Regions from separate parts of the Homo sapiens genome. Here region 1 is linked to region 2. A link is a loop called in an ENCODE intact Hi-C map of the cell type or tissue named here. Cell type or tissue: natural killer cell. All regions are shown on one strand. Links, peaks and the distances in the headings refer to the core of each region. The heading gives the core; the rest is flanking DNA.

Evidence for each region. Hi-C counts contacts between places; a loop is a spot of excess contacts. Peaks named below come from ENCODE experiments on the same cell type or tissue, not always from the same donor. Only the 100,000 strongest peaks of a DNase experiment are listed, where the experiment ranks them.
Region 1: it touches region 2 in a loop (5-fold over the local background); 2 of 110 quality-filtered maps call a loop at or near these places.

The regions. Positions count from the first base shown.
Region 1 is chr19:55,207,311-55,218,332 of GRCh38, forward strand. PTPRH (protein tyrosine phosphatase receptor type H) reads right to left here and starts at 2,191. Exons shown (of 20, transcript NM_002842.5): 1 at 2,073-2,191. The coding sequence starts at 2,123. LOC124904771 (a long non-coding RNA gene) reads left to right here and starts at 8,279. Exons shown (of 2, transcript XR_007067346.1): 1 at 8,279-9,399; 2 at 9,786-10,115. RefSeq lists a silencer at 10,639-10,825. In natural killer cell, for the core only: no CTCF peak of the experiment used is centred there; a DNase peak (open chromatin) is centred at 5,331.
Region 2 is chr19:55,497,794-55,508,815 of GRCh38, forward strand. It overlaps SSC5D (scavenger receptor cysteine rich family member with 5 domains), which reads left to right. Exons shown (of 14, transcript NM_001144950.2): 9 at 87-404; 10 at 2,023-2,619; 11 at 2,697-3,011; 12 at 3,241-3,408. Among named protein-coding and RNA genes, the nearest start is that of SSC5D, 15 kb to the left of the region's middle. RefSeq lists silencers at 5,903-5,992, 6,043-6,092, 10,329-10,623. In natural killer cell, for the core only: CTCF peaks have their summits at 6,411 (motif pointing left) and 6,614; DNase peaks (open chromatin) are centred at 5,498, 6,128 and 6,388; H3K4me3 peaks cover 1,116 bases; H3K27ac peaks cover 1,343 bases.

The sequences.
Region 1 (11,022 bases), core at 1,115-9,114, 290 kb before region 2:
GGGAAGGAGGGGCCGGTGTTAGGCTGGGCTGTCACGACCTCGACCGTCTTTCCTGGGTCGAGGAGAGAAGGGGGAGCATGGCAGGAGCAGAGCTTAGGGAGCTGGGGTTGGCTCCACCCGATAAGGCTGAGAGATAAAATTAATGATTTCATTTCCTGAAATATATGTCCTTGGAAAACCGAGGGCAGAGAGCAATGAACAGACTGGGAAGGGAGAAAAAAACCAAGGTTGGGGATCAGGAACCTTGGCCTGAGGGTGGAGGGCCTGGGGGCCTGGGGGCCTGGGTCTGAGGGAGGAGGGGCTGGGGGTCTCGACCTCTGGTTTGAGGGAGGAGAGGTTGGGGGCCTGGACTCCTGAGTCTGAGGGAGGAGGGGCTGGGGTCTGGACTCCTGGGTCTGAGGGAGGAGGGGCTGGGGGTCTCGACCTCTGGTTTGAGGGAGGAGAGGTTGGGGGCCTGGACTCCTGAGTCTGAGGGAGGAGGGGCTGGGGGTCTGGATTCCTGGGTCTGAGGGAGGAGGGGCTGGGGGTCTCGACCTCTGGTTTGAGGGAGGAGAGGTTGGGGGCCTGGACTCCTGAGTCTGAGGGAGGAGGGGCTGGGGTCTGGACTCCTGGGTCTGAGGGAGTAGGGGCTGGGGGTCTGGATTCCTGGGTCTGAGGGAGGAGGGGCTGGGGGTCTGGACTCCTGGGTCTGAGGGAGGAGGGGCTGGGGGTCTCGACCTCTGGTTTGAGGGAGGAGAGGTTGGGGGCCTGGACTCCTGAGTCTGAGGGAGGAGGGGCTGGGGTCTGGACTCCTGGGTCTGAGGGAGGAGGGCCTGGGGGCCTGGGGGCCTGGGTCTGAGGGAGGAGGGGCTGGGGGTCTCGACCTCTGGTTTGAGGGAGGAGAGGTTGGGGGCCTGGACTCCTGAGTCTGAGGGAGGAGGGGCTGGGGTCTGGACTCCTGGGTCTGAGGGAGGAGGGGCTGGGGGTCTGGATTCCTGGGTCTGAGGGAGGAGGGGCTGGGGGTCTGGACTCCTGGGTCTGAGGGAGGAGGGGCTGGGGGTCTCGACCTCTGGTTTGAGGGAGGAGAGGTTGGGGGCCTGGACTCCTGAGTCTGAGGGAGGAGGGGCTGGGGTCTGGACTCCTGGGTCTGAGGGAGGAGGGGCTGGGGGTCTGGACTCCTGGGCCTGAAGGAGGAGGGACTGGGGGTCTGGACCCCTGAGTCTGAGGGAAGAGGGGCTGGGGGTCTGGACTCCTGAGTCTGAGGGAGGAGGGGTTGGGGGCCTGGACTCTTGGTTTGAGGGAGGAAGGGCTGGGGGCCTGGACTCCCGGGTCTGAGGGAGGAGGGGCTGGGGTCTGGACTCCTGGGTCTGAGGGAGGAGGGGCTGGGGGCCTGGACTCCTGAGTCTGAGGGAGGAGGGGCTGGGGTCTGGACTCCTGGGTCTGAGGGAGGAGGGGCTGGGGGTCTGGACTCCTGGGCCTGAAGGAGGAGGGACTGGGGGTCTGGACCCCTGAGTCTGAGGGAAGAGGGGCTGGGGGTCTGGACTCCTGAGTCTGAGGGAGGAGGGGTTGGGGGCCTGGACTCTTGGTTTGAGGGAGGAAGGGCTGGGGGCCTGGACTCCCGGGTCTGAGGGAGGAGGGGCTGGGGTCTGGACTCCTGGGTCTGAGGGAGGAGGGGCTGGGGGCCTGGACTCCTGGGTCTGAGGGAGGAGGGGCTGGGGTCTGGACTCTTGGTTTGAGGGAGGAGGGGCTGCTTCCTGTCCGTGAGCACAGCTGTGTGTTGCCTGAAGCCAGTGTCCCCCGCAGCAGACACGACAGTGTCTAAGGGCCCGGGTGAAGCTGGTGTCCCCCACAACAGACACGACAATGTCTAAGGGCCCGGGTGAAGCTGGTGTCCCCCGCAGCAGACACGACAGTATCTAAGAGCCCAGGTGTAAGACTCTCCTACAGTCTCTGCCAAGCCTGAAGCCCTCTTCCTTCTCCAGGGGATCTTCAGCACCTACTTCCTCAAGATCGAGGTGCAGGCACCCAGCTCCTTCTCCCTCAGACCTGGGAGTCCCTGCCTTGGGAGCCCGCTCTGGGCGGGGAGCACTTACCAGCAGCACCAGGTTCCCCCAGACCCCGAGGCCCCCGCCAGCCCCAGCCATGCCTCCAGACACTGCCGGGGACCCAGGAGTCCCAGGCCTAGTCCTTCCACCTGCTGGACTTTACACTCAAGAATTTCCCCTTTACCAGATCATTGGTGAAGCCAGAGGCCAGGGCGGGAAGGGGAGGAGGAGGAAGTGGAACCCAGCTCCCAACCCTGCCCCGCTGGCCCTCACCTTCCTCCCTCACCGCTGCCTCTAGCTCTGACACTGGAGATGCCTCCCATCCTTTCTCCAGCCCCCAGCCCACTCCACTTTGTCCCCCGAAATCTCCCTCTGCACCCCAGGTACCGGGTGCCGCGCCCCACTGCTGCACGGATGCGGGACGTGGGGCAGAGGATGAGAGCAGGGGGTGCTGAGAGAAAGGCCAGCTGACTCCCTCGCCTCCCTGGTGGGTGATCACACATCAAGAGCAGCCTGGGGCTTAGACCTCATGCCCCTCGTCCCTGGAGCACGCTCTTCCATTCAGCCTCTGACGCCTTTCCCCTCTCCGTCTCCCACAAGCCCCTGCAGCTCTCACAAAATGAGCCCAGCGGGCTCCTGCCTCTTGGCCTTTGCCTAGACTGTCTCCCCCACCAGATGCACCTGCCTACTTTCCCCCTAACAGTCTCCTACCCACTGCTCCATTAGGATTCAGCTTGGAAATGACCCATGCCGGGCCTGGGGCCTTTCTAGCCTGGTCAGGACCCTGTGCACTGTCTTCCACACCCCAGACTCTCTAATTTGCATATCCATCTGTGACCCTGAGCAAATGACTTAAATCCACAGTGACTCAGATTCCTCATCTCTAAAGAATGGGCACCCTTGTAAATATGCTAAGAGAAATAGATGAGTTACTACGTGGAAAGTCTTGGAACAATGCCTGGCCCATTTTAAACAGTTGATAAATATTAGTCATGTTTATTTTTAGTTCATCCCTAGGCCACCTGTGCTCAGAAGGGGCCTGACACCCAGGGCTTTTCAAGGTGTTTTTGTTGACTTACTATGTGCACACGTGGACTGCCTTCATCTCACATATAGTGCGGAAATGAAGAATAGAAACCCCAGCCGGGCATATTGGTGTGTGCCCAGCTACTCAGGAGGCTGAAGTGGGAGGATCACTTGAGCCCAGGAGTTTGAGACCAGCCCGGGCAATATACAAAACCCCATCTTTACAAAGAAAAACAAAAAGAGAGAAAAAATTACCCAGGCATGGTAGTGCACGCCTGTAGTCCCAGCTACCGGGAGGCTGAGGTGGGAGGATCACCTGAGACTGGGAAGTCAAGGCTGCAGTAAGCTGCGATTGTGCCACTGCACTCCAGCCTGGGTGACAGAGTGAGCCCCTGTCTCAGAAAGCAAAACAATGGCCAGGCGCGGTGGCTCACACCTGTAATCCCAGCAATTTGGGAGGCCGAGGTGGGCAGATCACCTGAGATCAGGAGTTCGAGACCAGCCTGGCTAAGATGGTGAAACCCCATCTCTACTAAAATGCAAAAATTAGCTGGCTGTGGTGGCAGGCACCTGTACTCCCAGCTACTCAGGAGGCTGAGGCAGGAGAATGGTGTGAACCTGGGAGGCGGAGCTTGCAGTGAGTCAAGATAGCGCCACTGCACTCCAGCCTGGGTGACAGAGCAAGACTCTTTCTCAAAGAAAAAAAAAAAAAAAAAAAAAGCAAACAAAACAGCTGAGCATGGTTACTCACGCCTATAATCCCAGCACTTTGGGAGGCTGAGACGAGAGGATTCCTTGAGCCCAGGAGTTCAAGACCAGCCTGGGCAACATAGGGAGATCCCGTCTCTATAAAAAGTAGAAGTAAATTAGCCAGGCATGGTGGTGCACACCTGTGGTCCCAGCTACTCAGGAGGCTGAAGAGGGAAGATCAGTTGAGCCCAAGAGGTGGAGGCTGCAGTGAGCTGTGATTGCACCACTGCACTCCAGCTGGGGTGACAGAGGGAGACTCTGTCTCAAAATTAACAAATAAATAAATAAGTTCTCACACCACCACTTTGAGAAGTCAGTTTCTCTGTCTCTGAGAGCCTCAGTTTCCCCATCTGTATACACAAAGGTTTGGTTGCGAGAAGTTTCCTTTCAGTGGGCACCGGATGTAATTCATGCCAATCACTTGCTTGGGTTTCTGTTTTAACCTTTCTCTGTTTCTCGTCTATATCTTAAAAAAAATTTTTTTTTTATTGAGACAGGGTCTTGCTTTGTTGCCCAGGCTGGTCTCGAACTCCTAGACTCAAGTGATCCTCCTACCTTGGCCTCCCAAAGTTCTAGGATTATAGGCATGAGCCACCACACCCAGCTGTCTCCCCTATACTTTTTGATGTCTCTCTCTCTCTCCTGGTCCTCCTCCTCCTCCTCACTGTCTCTTCCCTCTATCTCTCTTCCCTCCCATCTAGATCCCCAACTTATAAACATGCTCACCCTCCCTGTCTATAAAAAAATGCATCACTTACATTGACTCCACACCCACCGTCCTACCACACCCTACTTGCTTTCTCTTCAAAACCCAACTCCTCGGCCGGGCATGGTGGCTCACGCCTGTAATCCCAGCACTATGGGAGCCCGAGGCAGGTGGATGACCTCAGGCAGGAGGTCAGGAGTTCAAGACCAGCCTGGCCAACATGGTGGCCATCTGTACTAAAAATACAAAAATTAGCCGGGCATGGTGGTGCATGCCTGTAATCACAGCTACTCAGGAGGCTGAGGCAGGAGAATCGCTTGAACCCAGGAGGGGACACTGCAGTGAGCCGAGATCGCACCACTGCACTCTAGCCTGGGTGACAGAGGGATACTCCATCTCAAAAAACAAAAAGAAACAATAAAAAAATCAACCACTCCACAAAATGACCCACATTCCCCAGCTTCCAAAGTCCTCCTGGAGCAGCTGCCTGTGTATGGGGAAGGCAAACCAAAAACAAAACCTGTAGGACCTCGGACTCGGGCCCTCCAACTCCAGTCCCTCCTTCAGATGAATGCAGCCCCAGCCAACATCTTAGCAGCAACCTCAGGAGAGACTCGGCCGTGCTCCTCTTTTCCCCTTAAGAACAGAAATTTCCACGGAGCCACTAATGAGAGTCCCATTAGCACGACCCTCATCACCTGAGTTCTTTTCAATTCCTCTTACCTGTGTGATGAGAAGCACCAAGAGAGCGTTGCTTGGTGTATGTAATGATACCATCTCTAGGTCTGGTGAGCAGGAACCAGAGTCACCACAGTGGGGCAGCAGAGGGCCTGGGCTCAGGTTTCCCAGAAGCAGAGCCTGAGGCAGGGATTCAGATGCTCATGAACTGTTTGAGGGTTTGCTTTCAGAAGACAGAGAGTGATGAAAGCAGTATGGGGCAGAGGAAGGAGCCAAGTGAGGCTATCACTTCAGAGGGATCCCATCACAGAGACAGGATCTGAACTTTTAACCTCTAATCTTTGTCTATGGGCTTCTCCAGGGGTGAGAGTTTCATGACTTTCCTAGTAAAACACGTTCCTCTCAGGTCAAGAGCAAGTTTTTTGTTTTTTTTGTTTTGTTTTGTTTTCAGATGAAATCTCGCTCTCACTCTGTCACCCAGGCTGAAGTGCAGTGGCACCATCTTGCCTCACTGCAACCTCCACCTCCCGGGTTAAAGGATTCTCCTGCCTCAGCCTCCCGAGTAGCTGGGATTACAGGCGCCTGCCATCACACCCAGCTACTTTTTGTTGTTGTTGTTGTTGTTTGTTTGTTTGTTTGAGACAGAGTCTGGCTCTGTTGCCCAGGCTGGAGTGCAGTGGCTCGATCTCAGCTCACTGTAAGCTCTGCCTCCCGGGTTCACGCCATTCTCCCGCCTCAGCCTCCGAAGTAGCTGGGACTACAGGTGCCCGCCAACATGCCCAGCTAATTTTTTATATTTTTTGGTAGAGATGGTGTTTCACCATGTTAGCCAGGATGGTCTCGATCTCGTGACGTCGTGATCCGCCTGCCTTGGCCTCCCAAAGTGCTGGGATTACAGGCGTGAGCCACTGTGCCTGGTCAATTTTTGTACTTTTAGTAGAGACGGGGTTTCACCATGTTGGCCAGGCTGGTCTCGAACTCCTGACCTCGTGTGATCCGCCTGCCTTGGCATCCCAAAGTACTGGGATTACAGGTGTGAGCCACTGCGCCCAGCCAAGACCAAGTCTCTTGAGAATGTGGCATCTGCAAGCAGCCAACACTGCTTAAGAATGAGTGCTCAGTGCCTGCAAAGGAGATCTGGGTGAAGCACCAGCGACGTCCACCCCTAAAGCCTCACACCTGTTACCAGTCCTGAGCCAGTTCTCAGTCTTGGAACCCCTTCCATGTAGCGGATGCTTTTCCCTCAGGGAGGACTCACCGATACTAGTCAAAGTACATACTGTAAACCTTCCTCCCAGTTTCTCCTAAAGGCCAATATCCATGGTCGCTGGGGATTAGAGAAAGAGAAAAGGCTACTGGACTCTGACTCTGAATCAATCCTAATTTGGAGGCACACACAGGTCACCGTGAATCATGGTCTGACTGGTGTGCTTGGGGCTGTCAGGTAACGAACGGAGGGTTCACCTAAAGACCATCACACAGTGGGTCAACGGGACTCTAAAGACCCTGTGTGGCTCCTTCCTCAGGCCTTGAGAGTGAAGTTGAAATCGACATTCTCATAAAATGGCAGACACAATGCTTTGGCTTCCCTGATCTGTAGTGTGAAAGCTTTGATGGTGGGAAGAAGAAATGGAAGCCCCTAGAAATTCCCCCATCTATATTGGGCCAGTCTTTCATTGCTATAAAGAAATACCTGAGACTGGGTAATTTATAAAGAAAAGAGTTTTAATTGGCTCGCGGCTCTGCAGGTTGTACAGGAAGCGTGGTGCTGGCATCTGCTCAGCTTCTGGGAAGGCCTCAGGGAGCTTTTCCACTCATGGCGGAAGGTGAAGAGGGAGCAGGCACATAACATGTCGAAAGCAGGAGCAAGAGAGAGAGGACGGGAGGTGCCACACACTTCTATTTTTTTATTTTATTATTATTAAATTTTTGAGATGGAGTTTCCCTCTGTCACCCAGGCTGGAGTGCAGTGACACCATTTTGGCTCACTGCAACCTTCACCTCCTGGGTTCAACTCCCAGCTAGTTTTTGTATTTTTAGTAGAGATAGGGTTTTGCCATGTTGTCCGGGCTGGTCTCAAACTCCTGACCTCAGGCGATCCAATGCACCTCGGCCTCCCAAAGTGCTGAGATTACAGGTGTGAGCCACCGCGCCCGGCCTTGCCACGTACTGTAAAATACCCAGATCTCTTGTGAGCTCACTCATCACCATGGGGATGGTACTAAACCATTCATGAGGGGTCCATCCCCAAGATCCTAACACCTCCCACCAAGTCCGGCCTCCAACACTGGGGATTCCATTTCAACATGAGATTTGGTGGGGACACAGATCCAAACCATAGTATCATCCTTCCCAAACAGTCAACCCAGGGAATCACAGAGATCAGCGCCAGCATCAAGCCTTGGAAAACACAGGGGTGGGATATGGGAGGGTGATTCCTAAACATTATCCTTTGATTCACATGATTAATCTATGCAGGAGCTTATGGATCTTGGAAGACAGAAGTAAGAAATGGTGATACTGGCCGGGCTCAGTGGCTCACGGCTGTGATCCCAGCACTTTGGGAGGCCAAGGAGGGCGGATCACGAGGTCAGGAGATCAAGACCACGGTGAAACCCCGTCTCTACTAAAAATACAAAAAATTAGCCGGGCGTGGTGGTGGGCACCTGTAGTCCCAGGTACTTGGGAGGCTGAGGCAGGAGAATGGCGTGAACCCGGGAGGCAGAGCTTGCAGTGAGCAGAGATGGCGCCATTGCACTCCAGCCTCGGAGACAGAGCGAGACTCCGTCTCAAAAAAAAAAAAAAAAAAATGGTGATACCCTCGGAAGTGGCTGGTCTTCTCAGGGTAAGGTCTCCTTCAGCAAATCAGCACAGCCCCTGGCACCTGATATTCAGCTAATGAACTGGAAAAGGCGTTTTGCCTATAGAAGTTAGCCTGAATGAAGAGTGTTCTTTACTCCAACAGTGACAGAAGGTCAGTGTGATTCCCTTTAGACTGTCTGGGACCTCGGTCATCTTATCAACCCATAAGACATCACGCTGTTCCCCCTCACTCCTGGATAGCAATTTATCCTCACTGGAATGGACACTTACAGGTGTTTATTAATTTCTCAGTGATTTGTTGAATGAATGAAGGAATGAATGAATGAATGATGTCTTTACCTTGAGATTGGAGTTCTTTCAGATTTGCTCTCTGCCCACCTCACCAGCCTCTTCTCCTATCTTTACTCCAGCTACACAGATGTCCGTGCATGTTTTTCTTAGCACTCCAGGTGGATTCAAACCTCAGGGCCTTTGCACACACTGTTCCCTCTGCCTGGTAAAATATTTCTCCACCAGCCAGGGCCTACTTCTCTTTCTACTTCTGGTTGACCCCAGATACAGTTGGCCACTCCCTCCTATGTTTGGAGCCAAACTAAACAAATCTCTTATTATAATACTCATCACATTGTCTGTGGCTTTGCCTATTTTTCCTTTCTTTTATCAGAGTGGAAGAAGCTTCTTTGGGTAGAGACAAGTCTATTCATCTTGGGGGACATCAGGCCAACTCCACACCGAAGGCTGATGAAACTTCAGGCAATATCCCTTCATCTGAATCTGATGACGTGTGTCACGTTTTCCAGGTCCACACTCAGGGATCTGGTCTGCGTTTTCATGTAAGCTTTCTCCACTCTCACTTTCCCTGGACTCTCATCCAGGATTAGATTTTTTTTTTTCTTTTAAATGGAATCTCATTCTGTCACCCAGGCTGGAGTGCAGTGGCACCGTCTCGGCTCACTGCAACCTCTGCCTCCTGGGTTCAAGCGATTCTCCTGCCTTGGCCACCACGCCTGGCTAATTTTTGTATTTTTAGTAGAGACGAGGTTTTGCCATGTTGACTACGCTGTTCTCGAACTCCTGACTTCATGTGATCCACCCGCGTCAGCCTCCCAAACTGCTGGGATTACAAGCATGAGCCACCACGCCTGCCGCGATTAGATCATTGATCTCATTGCAGGTGAACCAGTCCAGACCCCCATCCAGGTTTTCCAGCTTGCTCGCTCCTCACGCTGTGGCTGTGTCCTGTGTTGCCGTGTTTCCGCTGAATCCAGCCCTTGTTTTCGCTCTTCCTGGCCTTGCGGGCAGCCAGGATTGAAAGATCCAGGAAGTGACAGGGGCCTGACTCATCAACTTGTAAGAGAGCTGGGGTTCTCCTAGATCCATGCTCGCACTGAGGTGAGAAATGAGAAGCCAGGGCCGGGAGCCTCCTGGGGGTTGGCTGCCAACGCCAGGCAGGCGGGGAATGGTGATTTTCGCTTGTATCGTGGAGGATGCCACGCACAGACGTGAATAGAAAGAGCCTGGACCGTGTCCTGAGGTCAGCGACTGAGGTCCTGGGTGGGGCCAGCCAGGACCTGCCCGGGGGCTACTGCCCTCTGAATCAATACCTCCAGGGACCCTACGTTGACACCCATGGCCTCCCACTCTCCACCCCTCAGTCCTGCGTGCGGCACGTAGTGCTCACTGGGCGTCTGTGTAGGGGGTTGAAGGCTGAGGCTGGAACAAGGGCGTGGCGGTCGCAGGCTCCAGGGCACGACGGTCCTTCCTCTTCCCCTTCTCAGCCACATCTGGGGCTCCGTCCCTGCAGCCAAGGCTCCCTGGCGCTGTCCTTGGTGCTGACGCGGTTCTGGAAGTGCGGTGCCAGGGTGGCTGGTGCGGCTCCCGATGGAAAAGCCCCACCAACCCCACAAAGCAGACTCGGGAGAGAACACGCCACCGTCTTTAGCGAATCTTACCAACCCAGGGCCAAAGCGCCCTGCACCCCAGAGCAGCACTCGTGGTGGGAACACAGGCTGATGTAATAAACAGAAAAGTGACTGCGGGGGATGGGGAAGGCGGGATGTCCTTAGCGTCCCATGGAAAAAACATATTTCCTCCAGATGGGATCATCGATAACTTTTTTGAGTCTTGAGTAAATAACTTCGGGCGGGGCGCGGTGGCTCACGCCTGTAATCCCAGCACTTTGGGAGGCCGAGGCGGGTGGATCACTTTAGGTCAGGAATTCGAGACCAGTGCGGCCAATATGGTTCTGAAAATCCCGTCTCTACTAAAAAGACAAAAATTAGCCAGGCGTGGTGGCAGGCTCCTGTAATCCCAGCTACTCGGGAGGCTGAGGCAGGAGAATAGCTTGAACCCGGAGGTGGAGGCTGCGGTGAGTCAAGATCGTGCCACTGCACTCCAGCCTGGGCGACAGAGCGAGACTCCGTCTCAAAAAAAGAAAAAACAAAAACAAAACAAAACAAAACAAAAACTATGAGAAAATTCCATCCCCCATTGTTCGGAACCCAGGAATCTGGGCGCTGTGTGGTTTTCCATAAAAACTGGTATATTCGTTTGCTAGGGCTACTACAACAAAGAGCATAGACTAGGTGACCCAAACAGCAGAGATTTGTTTTCCCACCGTTCTGGAGGCTGGAGGTCCAAGATGAAAATGTGGGCAGGGTTGGTTCCTCCTGAGGCCTCTTTCTCCTTGGCTTGCAAATGGCCGTGTTCTCCCTTGTCCTCCATGTGTCTGTGTCCTAACCTCCTCTTCTGATAAGGACACCAGTCAGGTTGGATTATGGCCCACCTTAGTGTGACTTTTTTTTTTTTTTTTTTGAGACAGCATCTCACTCTGTCTCCCAGGCTGGAGTGCAGTGGTACGAACACAGCTCACTGCAGCCTCTACATCCTGGGCTCAAGTGATCCTCCCACCTCAGCCTCCTGAGTAGCTGGGACTACAGTGGCACATCACCATGCCTGGCTTACATATATATATATATATATATATATATATATATATATATATATATATATATA
Region 2 (11,022 bases), core at 1,609-9,608:
AAGATGGGGGGAGGGAAAGGTGGATGAAGAGTCAGGAGGCTGGGCGGCTTCCCCGACTCTAATTCTTTGGGTCTCTTCTACCCCAGGGTCCCCCCAGCTGCGCCTGGTGGCTGGGCCCAGCAAGTGCTCAGGTCGACTGGAGGTGTGGCATGACCAGCGCTGGGGGACCGTGTGTGACGATAGCTGGGACATGCGGGATTCAGCTGTGGTCTGCCGGGAGCTGGGCTGTGGTGGACCTCAGCAGCCAGACCCTGCTGCTGGCCGCTTTGGCTGGGGTGCGGGCCCCATCTGGCTAGATGATGTGGGCTGTGTGGGGACCGAGGCTTCACTGTCCGACTGCCCTGCTGCTCCCTGGGGAAAGCACAACTGCGCTCACAATGAGGATGTTGGGGTCACCTGCACTGGTAAGGAGGCCCTAGCTATCTGTTGACTCCAGGAGGGCTTCCTGGAGGGGAACAGTAACTAACATGGGCACTAACATTGATTGAGTGCTTCCTAAGCCCCAGCCCTGTGCTGGGTGTTTTTGCACATATAACCACATTGAAATCACATAATAAGTCTAGGGTGGTGTGTGTTATGCCCATTTTACTGATAAAGAAGCTGAGGCACAGAGAGGTTGGGTAACTTGCTCAAGATCACACAGCAACAACTAACTGGCAGATCTGGGATTCCCACTCAGAGAAGCTTCTGCTTCCTCTTCCTTCCAGGAATCAAGGAAATTTCCCACTAAGAAAGGAGCTTTAGCTTTCCTACGATGAAAGGAAGCAGGCAGGGCACTGGGAGATGGAAAGAAGCCAAAGTGAGAGCCAGTTAACATAAACTCAGGCAATGCCTGTTATTAAATTGCAGAGGCTGAGCCAGGTGCAGGGTCCTCATGCTGGGCTCATGAATGGAATGAACATGGTCTTGGTCTTTGAATAGCTCACAGCTCATGTAGAGAAATACTCTAACAAATCATTGCAAACCTGTGTGACTCGTTATAGTTTGAGGTTACCAAGACCACTGTCAGACTCAATAATTTGCTAGAAGAACTCTTAGAATCAAAGAATCTGTTACACTCAGCGTTATCGTTTATCACAGTGAAAGGATACAGATTAAAATCAGCCAAGGGAAGAGGCGCCTGAGGCAGGGCTCAGGAGACAGTAGGTGTGAGCTTCCAACTGTCCTGTCCCAGTGGAGTTATGCAGACAGCACTTCATTATCCCAGCAACGAAGTGGGACAACACACATGAGGAACTGCCAACTAGGGAAGTTCCCCCAAGCCTTGGCATCCAGAGTGTTCGTGGGGACTTGGCCACGTACATGTGGCTGACCATAAATCACACTGTTAGCATAGGCGATCTGGCATGGCCCAAGTGCCCCAGGGAAAAAAATCTCTTATCAGGCAAGGTGTTCCAAAGGCTTCGAAGTCATCTCCCAGGAGCCGGGGAAAAGGCGAAACCTTTCTTTGGGCAGGGTTAATCCTTTACTGCACACGTGTGCTAATCAGAAAGATGGAAGATGGAGAGTGGTGTCTCAAAGGATGGAGGCATCACCTCTGCTGGAAGCTACGGCTCTTCCCTCTGTCCCCGTCTTCCTGAGGGCCACGGGGGCACCACAGAAGGATTCTGAGTTCGGGAGTGGCCTGTCGGACCTGGGTACCCCACTGGTGGTCAGTAAGAATTGACAGGGAGGTAGGGAGACCTGTCAGAAGGTATAGGAAATGAGGCCCTGACTCAGAGCAGAAGCTGAGGAGATGGAGAGGAGAGGTCAGGTGTGAAAGGGTGAGGGGGTCAGTTATGTCCAGATTGTAAATGCCAAGAAGGCGGGGGCAGTGTCGGGTTTGGCTTGCCATAGGCTACCCGAGGGTCTAATATGGTGTGTGGCTCATAGGAGGTGCTCAATAAATATTTGTGACAATAAATGAATGAATGATGAATGAATGGGAACTGGGTGAGTGACTGGAGAGAAGGAGGGGCCTGGGTAGATGATCTTGTCATCATGGTGTCTCTGTCTTCTCTTCCTGCCCCACTCACCTTCCAGGGCCCCCAGGCCTGGACTCCATCTCAGACCCCTTCAGCTGGAGCTGGATTCCTGGACTGGGGAGAGATCGGGATGCCTGGCTCCCGGGAGAGCTGGCCACCAAGCCCTCTGCAAGTGTGACTGCCAGTGTTCTGGAGAAAACAACCACGAAGGCCCCAGGGAAAATGCCTAAGAGTACTAAGAAGTGGGTGACAAAAAATGCAAAGAGACCAACCACTCAACCCCCAGTGATGCCAACCACGAAACACTCCAGGGCCCAAAGCCCCCCAGACCTAACCTCACAGACCACTGCAGCACTGACCACTGAGGCCTCCCGAAGACCTACCTCTGAGTTTACCAGAAGGCCGACCACGGAGGCCCCCCAGAGATGGACCTCTCACACCACTGCCACGCTGACCCCTCAGGCCCCCCGAGAACGGACCACTAAGACCATGGCAATGCTGACCACTCAAGGCCCCCAAGAAATGACCTCTGAGTCCACTATCAAGAGTATCCCTCAGGCCTCCCTGGAGCCATCTGCTGAGATCCCAGAAGGGTCTCCAGAGTCACCCAAAGACCCGGCCCCCTCTCCCAGTGTTAGCACCACTGGGGAATCAGGTGAGTGGCCGTGAGGGGTGTGGGGAGAGAATGGGAGAGGCTGACCCTCCCTCCTGACCTAAGGGCCTTCCACGCAGGCCTGTTCCGGGTTCGTCTGGCCGATGGGCCCAACCGCTGTGCTGGCCGGCTGGAAGTGTGGCATGCCGGACGCTGGGGAACAGTGTGTGATGACAACTGGGACCTGCGGGACGCCACTGTGGCCTGCTGGGAACTGGGCTGTGGAAAGGTCCGGCCTCGAGTAGGCAAAACCCATTACGGCCCTGGGACTGGGCCCATCTGGCTGGATGACATGGGCTGTAAGGGAAGCGAGGCCTCACTGAGCGACTGCCCCTCGGGGGCTTGGGGGAAGCACAACTGTGACCACGAGGAAGACGTGGGGCTCACCTGCACTGGTACCAGGGCATGGCGGCGGTGGTGGGGTTGTCGGGGGTGGCCAGGAGAATGGAGTCAGGGTGGGGCCAGGTGACGGCACCATGGTCGACTCTAAAGAACTGGGTATGAGGGGTCGGGGTGGGGAGATCCCAGAGTTGCTCCAGAAGATTCCAAAAGGGGAGGGAAGAGCAGCAGCAAGGACCTCTGAGAAAGAGGATGGGGTCAACCATTACCCCAATTTCTCCAAAGGCTACACAGACTATGACGATTATCCCCCCTGGACCTGGGACCCCACCTCAAGAGAGGACCTGGCCAAGGGGACTACCACAGCGGGGGTACCTGGACACACTCTCCCCTGGAGGACCACCCGGCGCCCGGGTAGCTCCTCCCCAGCAATAAGGCGCCTGCCGGACACAGGTGAGAGGCCTGATTGGGGTGGCCATGGAGGGCCTCCATAAACCTCCATTCGCTTCCCTGCAGGGTTTCCAGAAAGACCCTTCTCAATGAGCTGGCTGAGGCCTCGGGGCACCCTGGAAAGGTTTTCCTTGGCTCCTGAGACCCTAAACGCATTACCTCCTTGGGCTCAATGGTGACACTTCTTCAGAGCCAAGGACACCATCTAAGAGATCAGGCTAAGCTCAGCAATCCTGAGCCCATGGCCCTCCTGTAAGCCACACAATATGCAAGCCTGGGGCCCTCAGTCAAACCCACAACCAAGGGCCATTCTGTCATCACATCATCGTCCCCACCCCAGCTCCCCCAGAGCAAGCGAAACCTCACCCATTCTTGAAGCTCACGCTCTGGTCCGGGCCTGGTATGGCTCAGAGGTGGGGACTCCTGGAGTGCAGCTTCTCTCCTTACCCTGGCCATCCCCTCCCTCTGGCCAGCAGAATCAGCCTCCAGGGCCACAGCTCCATCCCCCTCTGCTCTATGGCCTCTGTCTTGCTGCTGCAGCTCCTTCCACACCTGGGACCACGCCCCGCTTTGGCCCCCACATCACTGTCACCACATTCTTCTGCCTTTTTCTTTGCCTGTCTTCCTTGTATCCCCATCTCTCAGGATCCCTGCGAATCCATCTCTGCTCCTGTTTCTCACTTGCTGTTGGTCTCTTTTTTTCATTATCCATTTCTCACCCTCATCATCTCTATCTCTGTATTGCCCAGGATGGAGTGCAGTGGTGTGATCTCAGCTCACTGCAGCCTTGACTGCCCGGGCCCAAGCGATCCTCCTGCCTCAGCTTCCTGAAAAGGTGGGACTACAGATGTGCGCCACCACACCCGGCTCATTTTTAATTTTTGTAGAGACGGGCTCACTATGTTGCCCAGGCTGGTCTCAAACTCCTGAGCTCAGGCGATCCTCCTGTCTCACTCTCTCAAAGTGCTGGGCTTATGTCTGGGTTTATAAGTGTGAGCCACCATGCCTGGCCTCACTTCATTTTCCATGATCAAATTCTCTATCTTTTCTTCTCTGTGCCAATCTCTTTTTGCCTTTCATTTTCAATTTCTCACACTCGTCTTTATGCCGTATTTTTTTCATGGTAATTTCTTTTGCTCTCTCTCACCATCTTTCTCATTTTTTTTCTTTCGTTGTCAGTTTCATATTCCCATCATTTCTTTTTCCCTGTCTTTCTTTTTCAATTTCTCACCCTCATTACATCTATTTCTCACTCCAGTTTTCGTGGTCAGTTTCTCTTTATTTTTTTCTCCCTTGTCCTTCTGTCTTTTTGTTTCATTATCAGTCTCACACTCTCATCTCTGTTTCTCACCTAGTTTTTCCTGGTCAATTTATCTGTCTTTCCCCCTCAGTCTTTCACTTTTCTTTCAGATCTCACCTTCACCACCTCTGTTTCTCACTCCATTTTTCATGGTAAATTTCTCTCTCTCTTTTTTGAGACAGGATCTTGCTCTGTTGCCCAGGCTGAAGTGCAGTGGTGCGATCTCAGTTCACTGCAGCCTTGAACTCCCAGGCTCAGGTGATCCTCCGACCTCAGCCTCCTGAATAGCTGGGATTACAGATGCACACCACCATGCCTGGCTAATTTTTTTTTTTGAGACAGAGTCTTGCTGTGTTGCCCAGGCTGGAGTGCAGTGGCGTGGTCTCGGCTCACTGCAACCTCCACCTCCCGGGTTCAAGTGATTCTCCTGCCTCAGCCTCCTGAATAGCTGGGATTACAGGCGTGTGCCACCACTCCCGGCTAATTTTTGTATTTTTAGTAGAGACGGGTTTCACCATGTTGGCCAGGCTGGTCTCAAATTCCTGACCTCGTGATCCGCCTGCCTCGGCCTCCCAAAGTGCTGGGATTACAGGGGTGAGCCACTGCTCCCGGCCTGATTTTTTGTCGAGATGGGTTCTCACTATGTTGCCCAGGCTGGTCTCAAACTCTTGGGCTCAAGTCATCGGCTTGCTGCGGCCTCCCAAAGTGCTGGAATTGCAGGCGGGAGCCACTGGGCCCAAACTGTTTCTGTATCTTCCGTCCTCTTGTCTTTCACTTTCAGTTCTCAGCTTCGCCACCTGCTTCTCACTCGATTTTTCACGGTCGGTTTTGCTATATCACCTCATACTCTCATCGTCTCCATTTCTCACTGCGTTCTCTCCCCAGGCCCAGCGCTGTGGTATCTTTTCCTTTGTCTCTTACGGTTGTTTTCTGAGTCTCCATCTCCCGCGCCTTCCCTGCAGTCTCCCGCGTGCTCTCTTCTCTCTCCCCCTCGTTTCTCTCATGGTCAGCCCCCTTCCCTCCGTTTCTGTCTCCCGCGGGCTCCTCTGTCCGTTTCTCACCGTCCCCGCCGCCCTCGCCGCTCCCTCACGGGAGGTTTCACTCCCCACCTAAGGGGCAGCGTTTCTGTCCTCCCTCTGTGCCCGTCGCAGTCGCTGTTTCTCCGTCTTCTCCCTCCCTTCCACTCTCCCGCCCTGCTCGCCGTCTGGGGCTGCCTGGGTTTCTGCCTCTGTCGCCCCGCGCCCCGTACCTGTGCCCTCCTGAGAGGCCCAAGCCTCCCGCTCCCGCAGGAGAGTCTCGCCGCAAGCGTCCTTTCCCGCCTTTTTTTTTTCTGGCGCTCAGCACGCATGCGCAGGCGCGGTGGGCCCGGGAATGGAGGGACGGGATGGGGCAGGCGTTCATCTGCCTCGCACCTCGTGACGTCACAGGCGCGCTGCGCCTCCTGATTGGCCAGCCGGCGCATCGCCCGCAGTAATAATAGCTGGGCGAAGGGCAACCAGGCCCCAAGAAGCGGGCCTTGAGGTGGGGAAAGGGAGGGAGGAAGCAGGCCCTAGAGGCGCCGTGACTTGGGGGTGGGTGGGCTCCAGCTGTGAGTTAGAGCTATCATTCCGTTTCCAGAGCCGGAAGCGGGAGCTCCGAGAGGTGATGCTCCTCGTTCAAGGACTGCCAGGGTTGCAGCGCCTCCCTAGCCCATAGCGCCCCCTCGTGGTGGAGGCGGGCACGTGCCGGGCACAGCGGCTGCGGAGACAGCGGGTCCGGCCTCGGGACCCCTCCCGTAGGGTAGGGAGGCAGCCAATGAGCAGAAATAAATGCAGAATCACAAACTGCGCCGGTGAAATGAAAAGACAGCCATGTGTGCCACCTTATCAATAGGAAGACTTGGAGGCGTATGCGGGGTGGAGTGGGAGACGAGGCAGGCATGCATTCTTAGCTTCAGGAGCAATGTAACCTTGAAAAAGTGACTTGGTCTCTTTGAGTCCCCGTTTCTTATTTATATTGTTTTATTTATTTATTATTTATTGAGACGGAGTCTCGCTCTGTCACCCACGCTGGAGTGCAGTGGCGCTATCTCAGCTCACTGCAACCTCTGCCTCCCAGGTTTAAACGATTCTCCTGCTGCAGCCTCCTGTGTAGCTGGGATTACAGGCGCACGCCACCACACCGGGCTAATTTTTGTATTTTTAGTAGAGACGGGGTTTCACCATGTTGGCCAGGCTGGTCTCAAAGCCGACCTCGTGATCCACTCGCCTTGGCCTCCCGAAGTGCTGAGATTACAGGTGTGAGCCACCGCGCCCGGCCACCTGTTTCTTTCTCTGGAAAAAAAATGGGGCGCCAGGGTTGTTGGAAAGGTGGAACGAGAGCTCACCTAGTCTGTGCTGGGCATGCATGACCCCAACTTCAGGCCATAGAAACTGTTGCTACACCTGTGTTTCAGATGGGGTAAAAAGTGAGGCTCAGAGAAGTTTAACTTAGGAGCCACGATTATAACCTGTTTTAAGTGATTTCACACGTTTTGCTCCTTGGATTGGGAACCATATGCTAAAATAGAAGCACGAGTCTGGAGTCCGACTCTCCTACCAGGTTCCAATCGTGGTTCCAACCCGGATTAGAACTAGTTGGGTGACTGCAGGCCCCAATTCAATGAACAAAATGTGTGTGAAATCGTTTAAAACCGCAGAATATTGTTTGTTAGGGTTATTTGCTGAAAACGAACAACAGCTGCAGGATTTCAGGGAACGAGCGATTATTTGTAGTAGAGAAATCAAGGAAACCTCACAGGGGAGATGATATTATTTCATCAGCAGGCCACAAGGAGAAATGAATTCTCAGAGAAGCAAAGGGTGGGAGAAATTTGCATTGCCAGAAATTTTCATCGGTGTTATCCATCTCTGCTAGACTTTAAGCTCTGTGAAAGATCTGTATCTATTTCAATTGCTGCCATAATACATCGCCACAAATTTAGTGGTTTAAAACAACGCAGACTTATTATTTTGCAGTTTTGTAGGTCAGAAGTCAGACTTGCTTAGTGGGCTAAGATCAAGGCGCCAGCAGGGTGGTTCCCTTTGGAAGGCTCTAGGGGAGAATCCATTTCCCTGCCTTTTCCAGCTTCTAGAGGCCACCTACATTCCTTGGCTTGTGGCTCCATCCCCCATCATCAAAGCCAGCAACATTGCATCTCTCTGACCTTTCCTCTGCCTTCGTATTTTTCTCTCTCACTGTGGCTTGAAAGGTTCTCTGATTTTATTTATTTATTTATGAGACAGAGTCTCACTCTGTCGCCCAGGCTGGAGTGCAGTGGTATGATCTCGGCTCACTGCAGCCTCTGCTGCCCAGGTTCAAGCAATTCTTATGCCTCAGCCTCCTGAGTAGCTGGGATTACAGGCGTGTGCCACCACTCCCGGCTAATTTTTGTATTTTTAGTAGAGATGGGGTTTCACCATGTTGGCCAGGCTGGTCTTGAACTCCTGACCTCAGGTGATCCACCCGCCTTGGTCACCCAAAGTGGTGGGATTACAGGCGTGAGCCACGGCACCCAGCCAGTTCTCTGAGTTTAAGGACTTAGATTGGGGCCACTTGGCTAATCAGGATAATTTCTCCATTTCAAGGTCTGGACCCTTAATTACATCCACAAGTCCCCTTTTGCCACGTAAAGTAACATATTCACAGTTTCTGTGGATTGGGGCACACACATCTTTGGGCGAGGGGCATATTATCTTGTCTATCATGGATCTATCTGGAATCCCTAGTGTCTAGGGCAGTGCTTGAAACTCAGTAGTTAATTTTTATGTTATTTGTTAAATGAATGAACAAATGAGAGATGACATTGTAAGTCTAAGAGACACTGGAGATGAGATTGGAGGCCTGTGGAATTTGGATTTTTTTTTTTTTTTTTTTTTTTTTTTTTTTTTTTTTTTGAGACGGAGTCTCGCTCTGTCGCCCAGGCTGGAGTGCAGTGGCGTGATCTTGTCTCACTGCCAGCTCTGCCTCCCGGGTTCACACCATTCTCCTGCCTCAGCTTCCCGAGTAGCTGGGACTACAGGCGCCCACCACTATGCCCGGCTAATTTTTTGTATTTTTAGTAGAGACGGGGTTTCACTGTGTTAGCCAGGATGGTCTCGATCTCCTGACCTCGTGATCTGCCTGCCTCGGCCTCCCAAAGTGCTGGGATTACAGGCGTGAGCCACCGCGCCCGGCCGGAGTTTGGATTTTTATGGAGCAGCATTTCTTCAGGCTTCCTGGATGATGGAGTTTGGAGATACAAACGTCAGTTCATGTGTCAAATGCCTACTGTGTGACAGAGCATGTACTAACTACTGGGAGGTAGTGTTAGGGAGCAAAGCAGGGGAAGGGGCAGGGGAGACTGAGGGTTGCAGTTTAAAATAGGATGGCCAGGTGTGGTGGCTCATGTCTGTAATCCCAGCACTTAGGGAGGCTGAGGCAGAGGGATCGCTTGAACCCAGGAGTTCAAGACCAGCCTGGCCAACATGGCGAAACCCTGTCTCTACTAAAAATACAAAAAAATTAGCCTGGTGTGGCGGTGCATGCCTATAATCCCAGCTCCTCGGGAGGCTGAGGCAGGAGAATCGCTTGAACCTGGGAGGCGGAGGCCACAGCGAGCCAAGATTGTGCCACTGTACTCCAGCCTGGGTGACAGAGACTGTCTCGAAAAAAATAAATAAATAAAAATAAAATAAAAAATTCACCAAGCAGGGGCGTGCTCCTGTAGTTCCAGCTACCCGGGAGGTTGAGGCAGAAGAATCACTTGGGCCCTGGAGGTTGAGGCTGTAGTAAGCCATGGTCAAGCCACTGCACTGCAGCCTGGATGAGTGAGACCCCGTCTCAAAAAAAAAAAAAAAAAAAAAAAGGATGGTTAAGAGACATTTTACGGGCCGGGCGCGGTGCCTCACTCTAGTCCCAGCACTTTGGCAGGCTGAGGCAGGTGGATCACCTGAGGTCAGGAGTTCCAGACCAGCCTGGCCAACATGGTGAAATCCCGTCTCTACTAAAAATGCAAACAATTAGCCGGGTGTGGTGGTGCATGCCTATAATCCCAGCTACTCGGGAGGCTGAGGCAGGAGAATCCTTTAAACCCAGGAGGCGGAGGTTGCAGTGAGCCGAGATCCCGCCACTGCACTCCAGCCTGGGTGACAGAGCGAGACTCCGTCTCAAAAAAAAAAAAAAAAAAAAAAAGAAAAAAAGAGACATCTTACTAAGAAGGTGCCATTTAAGTGAGAAGGCCCTGAGGCCCTGAGGTGGGTGCATGCTCTGCTGGTTCAAGAAATAGCAACAAGGTGGATGGGACTAGAGCGGAGTGTTGGGTGGAAACGGTGGCAGCGGGGGAGATGGGGAATGGACTGTAGGGGCCAGCGTGGATGCAGGGAGCCCGGGAGGTCCAGGGGAGAGTGACAATGGCTCTGATCAGGGTGGCAGTGGAGACCAAGGGAGATGTGGATGTATTCAAGCCATATTCTGGGGTTTGAGCTGATGGAGCTGAGTGATGGGTTGGGGACAGTGAGGAGAGGGAGGCAGGGAACGGGTACCTTTTACCAGGTCGGGGAGCTCTGTGAGGTGGGGGCACAGCAGCCAGAGTGGGGATATCAGGAGATATTAGCTGTGCATCCTGGAGGTCCAGGGAGCGCCTGGGCTGAGGATATAACTTAGCGAGATGGAATTTGAAGCTGTGGGAGTGGATGTGACTGCACAGATAGACAGCTGTGTCTAATGTAGTTCCCGCCACTGCCAGCTGGGAAGCCGGGGAGACCCGTGCTTGGGGTATCGCCGGAGGTTTATCACCCTATGAGGTCATGCAGGGAGAAGAGGATCCAGGACTAAATATGAGATTAACTTTAGAGGTTGGATGATGATGAGGATAATGGTAGCTGCTATTTTATCGCGTGCTCTCCATGGGCCAGGCGCTGTTCAAAGTGCATCCTGTGGTTACACTCCCTTCCTCCCCATGCAGCCTTGTGAGGTGAGTCCTATCCTTAGCTTGATTTTACAGATAAGGAAACTGAGGTAGGGAGAGGTCAGGATTGCAAAAGGCTGAACTTGGATTCAGACTCCAGATTCCACACCCTTGCTGGCTCTAGCCTTGGAGAGTGGGAAGGACAGAATTAGGTCTGTAGAATCCAGGGCGCATGCAGCAGGGATGGCCTCATCCACAGGGGATGGGGGGAGGCCTCCTGAGGGCATGGCCTGTGGACTAACTCCTATACAGCAGGGATGGCCTCATCCACAGGGGATGGGGGGAGGCCTCCTGAGGGCATGGCCTGTGGACTAACTCCTATACAGCAGGGATGGCCTCATCCACAGGGGAT